Linked DNA regions of Homo sapiens: region 1 is linked to region 2. Evidence: read pairs that join two places in POLR2A ChIA-PET (ENCODE). Cell type or tissue: Caco-2. All regions are shown on one strand.

Evidence for each region. Peaks named below come from ENCODE experiments on the same cell type or tissue, not always from the same donor. Only the 100,000 strongest peaks of a DNase experiment are listed, where the experiment ranks them.
Region 1: POLR2A ChIA-PET joins it to region 2 with 5 read pairs; 2 of 35 experiments call an interaction of 5 or more read pairs at or near these places.

The regions. Positions count from the first base shown.
Region 1 is chr22:36,943,787-36,946,286 of GRCh38, reverse strand. No RefSeq gene overlaps it. Among named protein-coding and RNA genes, the nearest start is that of LL22NC01-81G9.3, 20 kb to the left of the region's middle. In Caco-2, no CTCF peak of the experiment used is centred here; no DNase peak of the experiment used is centred here.
Region 2 is chr22:36,433,807-36,436,306 of GRCh38, reverse strand. No RefSeq gene overlaps it. Among named protein-coding and RNA genes, the nearest start is that of MYH9-DT, 46 kb to the right of the region's middle. RefSeq lists enhancers at 1-511, 533-662. In Caco-2, no CTCF peak of the experiment used is centred here; DNase peaks (open chromatin) are centred at 636 and 1,476.

The DNA of each region.
Region 1 (2,500 bases), 510 kb before region 2:
AATGTAGACAAAATAGCCTTTTTATCGGAAGAAGATGCCTTTTATTTGAAGCTGCAATGCTTCAAAGCACAGGCAGAATCTCTCGTTAGGGGCTAATGCCACTGGTAACTTTAAATTGAAACCAATGCTCATTTACAATTCCAAAGAACCCTAAGCCCCTTAAGTATTGATACAGTTGGCCAGGTGCGTTGGCTCACGCCTGTCATCCCAGCACTTTGGGAGGCCGAGGCAGGTGGATCACGAGTTCAGGAGATCGAGACCATCCTGGCTAACACGGTGAAACCCCGTCTCTATTAAAAATACAAAACATTAGCTGGGCGTGGTGGTGGGCACCTGTAGTCCCAGCTACTCGGGAGGCTGAGGCAGGAGAATGGGGTGAACCCAGGAGGTGGAGCTTGCAGTGAGCCGAGATCGTGGCACTGGGTGACAGAGTGAGACTCCATCTCAAAAAAAAAAAAAAAAAAAGATACAGTTTGGCTCTGTGTCCCGACCCAAATCTCATCTTGAATTATACTCCCATAATTCCCATGTGTTGTGGGAGGGACCTAGTGGGAGATAATCGAATCATGGGGACAGTTTCCTCCATACTATTCTCTTGGTAGTGAATAAGTCTCACAAGATCTGATGGTTTTATCAGGGGTTTCTGCTTTTGCGCCTTCCTCATTCTCTCTTTGCCTGCTGCCAACCATGTAAGATGGGACTTGCTCCTCCTTGCCCTCCACCATGATTGTGAGGCTTCCCCAGCCACGTGGAACTGCAAGTCCAATTAAACCTCTTTCTTTTGTAAATTGCCCAGACTTGGGTATGTCTTTATCAGCAGCATGAAAACAGACTAATACAAAAATTATGCTAAATCTACTCTGCCTGTGTTTTGGAAATGGATCAGTAAAGGCTGACAGCACATCTGTTTACAGCATGGTTTAGGAATATTTTAAGTTCACTGTTGAGATATAATGCTCAGAAAATATATTTCTTTCAATATATTACTGCTTATTGCCAATGTACCTGGTCACCCAAGAGCTCTGATGAAGATACACAAGATTAATGTCGTTTTCATGTCTGTGAACATAACAGTTATTATGCAGCCCTTGGATCAAGGAGAAATTCCTGCTTTCAAGACTTGTTATTTAAGAAACACATTTCCTAAGGCTATAGCTGTCATAGACAGTGATTCTTCTGATGGATCTGAGCCAAGTAAATTGAAAACCTTCTAGAAAGGGTTCACTACTCTAGATATCATTCAGAACATTTGCGATTCATGGAAGGAGGTCAAAACATCAACACTAACAGGGTTTGGAAGATGTCAATTACAACTCTTATGGATGACTTTGAGGGATTCAAGACTTCAGGGGAGGAAGGAACTGCAGATGTAGTGGAAATAGAAAGAAAACTAGAATTAGAAGTACGGCCTGAAGATGTGACTGAATTGCTGCAATCTCATGATAAAACTTGAACAGGTGAGGAGCTGCTTCTTACAGAGGAGCAAAGAAAGTGGTTTCTTGAGATAGAATCTACTCCTGGTAAAGATGCTGTGAACATGTTGAAATAACAACAAAGGATGAAGAATATTAAATCAACTTAGTTGACAAAGCAGCAGCAGGGTTTAAGAAGATTAACTTCAATTTGGAAAGAAATGCTATCAAATAACATTGCATGCTACCAATAAAAATTTCATGAAAGGATGAGTCCATTGATGCAGCAAACTCCATTGGTGGCCAATCACAAAATTGCCACAGCCTTCAACACAACCCCAGCCTTCAACAACCACCACTCCGCTCAGTCAGCAGCTATCAACATCATGGCAAGAACCCCCAGCAGCAAAAAGATGACAACTTGAAGGCTCACATGACTGTTAGCATTATTTTTTTTAAGCAGCAAAGCATTTTAAATTGCAGTATGTACATTGTTTTTTAGATATAATGCTCTTGCACACTCAATATACTACAGTATCCAGCAATTAGTCACATTTCTTCACTGTCTACAGCCCTTAGCCGAATAGTTGAGTCATCTCAATGGGGATGTCAAAGCAAACTAAATATGGCCTGAGAAGGACTCTGTACTTCCATATTTGAGTCCTTGTGGATGAACTACAACCTAACTTAATAGGTAGACAGGATTGAAAACCTAACTTAGGAGTATGCGTCTGTAACAATCACTGAGTTTTGGCCAATCCCAGCAGATAAACTTCAACAACTCATACGCTGCTGAGCGTTCAAACTGTGTTCAAATAAGGCAATCGCCAATCTGTAACCAATCCAGCTGTTTCTGTACCTCAGTTCTGATTTCTGTATGTCACTTTTTTTTTTGTCTATAAATTTGTTCTGCCCATGAGGCACCCCTGGAGTCTTTCTGAATCTGCTGTGATTCTGGGGGCTGCCCAATTCACGAATTGTTTATTGCTCAATTAAACTCCTTTAAATTTAATTCAGCTGAAGTTTTTAACAGGAAGATAGAGGACAGAGAATGACAAATTTCCAGAACCAGCCAGCAAGAAACACTT
Region 2 (2,500 bases):
TTGACACTTTGGGTCAAGTGGAAAAAGTCTGGTGGAAGAACTAGTTCTAAATATCAGCTTAGTCACTTACTTGCTGTGTGACTATGGGCAAGCCACTTGACCTCTCTGAGTCTCACTTTGCTCAGCTGGAAAATGAGAAAAGATATGCCTAAGTCTTAGCACTTGTCTGATGATTAATATGCATAAGCTGAAGGAATGAAGGGGGGGTATTTATTGTGCCCCTGCCGCGTGCCAGACCCGGTGAGAGACACTGGCGACGCTGTGGTGAACCCGGCAGTCACAGTGGCTGCTTTTCTGGGGACTGTTCTTGAAGTGGAGGGTGTGATCTATTGCAGCAGGAGGTTGAGTAACTGAGCCTTTGTAACTGTGAGCAGGATTCCTCCTGAGCTGAAGATGAGTGCCTTAAGCCAGGTGTGAGGGTGGGGAAATACCCTAATTTGACAGACGAGGAAAGGAAACTTCCCGCACTCCGCTTTAAGTGGTGGGGCCAGGATTCAAACCCAGGGGCTGCTTTGATGGGCCACCCTGGTTTCCTCTTGCATCCGCACTGCTGAGCAGAGAGCCCGGCACCTAGCGGGATATCAAAGACACAGAGGCCGCCAGCAGTGAAAGCTGTGTTGAAAAGAAGCTAGAGGAAGCTGGTGAAAACCAGAGGTTAGGAGGTGGGGACAGGGAAGGCCGTGAAGGGAGGGGCCTTTTATTGACCAGCCAGCCCTCGGCCAGGTCCCTGCCTCAGACGTGCATGTTGGCAGGAAGAACCTGGCTGGGCATCTCTGTGACTGTGGTTGAATGAAGGAGCACCTGAGCCTTCCTTTTTTTCTTTTTTCTTTTTTTTTCTGAGATGGAATTGTGCTCTTGTTGCCCAGGCTGGAGTGCAATGGCGCGATCCCGGCTCACTGCAACCTCCCCCTCCCACGTTCAAGCAGTTCTCCTGCCTCAGCCTCCTGAGTAGCTGGGATTACAGGCATGTGCCACCACGCCCGGCTAATTTTGTATTTTTAGTAGAAACAGGGTTTCTCCATGTTGGTCAGCCTGGTGTTGAACTCCCAACCTTAGGTGATCCGCCTGCCTCGGCCTCCTAAAGTGCTGGGATTACAGGCGTGAGCCACTACGCCTGGCGCACCTGAGTCTTTCTAGTCCAGGCTGAGCTCTGGGCCGTTCAGCGCTTCTCAAACCCACAGCAGTGCCTCATTGCAAGAGGAGCTGGTGGGATACAGGAGAAAGTGGGGAGGGAAAAGGCGGGTCAAGGAACTGAACTAGAGGCTCACTCGACAGTTCTCCAGGTCTTTGTTGTTTACTGAAGGAACCTTATGAACGTGGCCTTCGCACTCCCTGCTCTGTCTGTGTTTGTTTTAATATAACCGATTCCCTCCCCTCTTGCCAACAAAGGGTTGGAGTAAAACTGACTGCATAGAGCCTGCCTAACTGTGCACTGTCCCTCGCTGTGGACTCTGCACCCCTAGCGCAGGAGGGTCCCAGGGCTCCAGGGGCGAGGCCCCACAGGCACCCCCTTCCCTCCACACAGCCGGTCTTTCCCTCCTCCATTCTCAGACCTCACCCTCCCCACATGTCATAAAGGTCCTGTGCCCTGACCTCACTGAGTCACCTGTTTCTCTGTATCTCTATGTTTCTGTGGCTGCTTCTACCCCTAGACAGTGGCCTCCAACACTTAATTATGGTGGGCAGGGCCACGGTCTGCCTCCCTCGGTGTCCTCAGCACAGCAGGCCTAGCCTGGGTAGGTGGACCCTGGGAAAAGAAATGAGTGAATGAGGCCGGGCGCGGTGGCTCACGCCCGTAATCCCAGCACTTTGGGAGGTCGAGGAGGGCAGATCGCTTGAGGCCAGGAGTTTGAAACCAGCCTGGCCAACATGGTGAAATCCCGTCTCTGCTAAAAATACAAAAACTAGCCAGGCGTGGTGGCTCACGTTTGTAACGCCAGCTGCTCGGGAGGCTGAGGCAGGAGAATCGCTTGAACCCGGTAGGCGGAGGTTGCAGTGAGCCGAGATCGCGCCACTGCACTCCAGCCTGGGCAATAGAGCGAGACTCCATTTCAAAAGAAAGAAAGGAAAGAAAAGAATGAAAGAAAGAAAGAAAGAGAAAAAGAAAGAAAGAAGAAAGAAAGAAAGAAAGAAAGAAAGAAAAAAGAAAGAACGAAAGAAAGAAAAGAGAAAAAGAAAGAAAGAAGAAAGAAAGAAAGAAAGAAAGAAAGAAAGGAAGGAAGGAAGGAAGGAAGGAAGGAAGGAAGGAAGGAAGGAAGAAAGAAATGAGTGAATGAACAAATGGAAGGGCAGTAGGCCCTCTGGGGCTGCGGTGAGCCAGATAATGACCCAAAGATGTCCATGTCCTGATCCCGCAAACCTGCAAATGTGTTAACCTACATGGCAAAAGGGACTTTGCAGATGTGACGGAGTTAGGAATCTGGAGATGGGAAGAAATTCCACCTACGGCCAGCGGCTTCAGTCCCTGCCTGAGCCCCAGCCCGCCCCTCCCGCTGGCCTG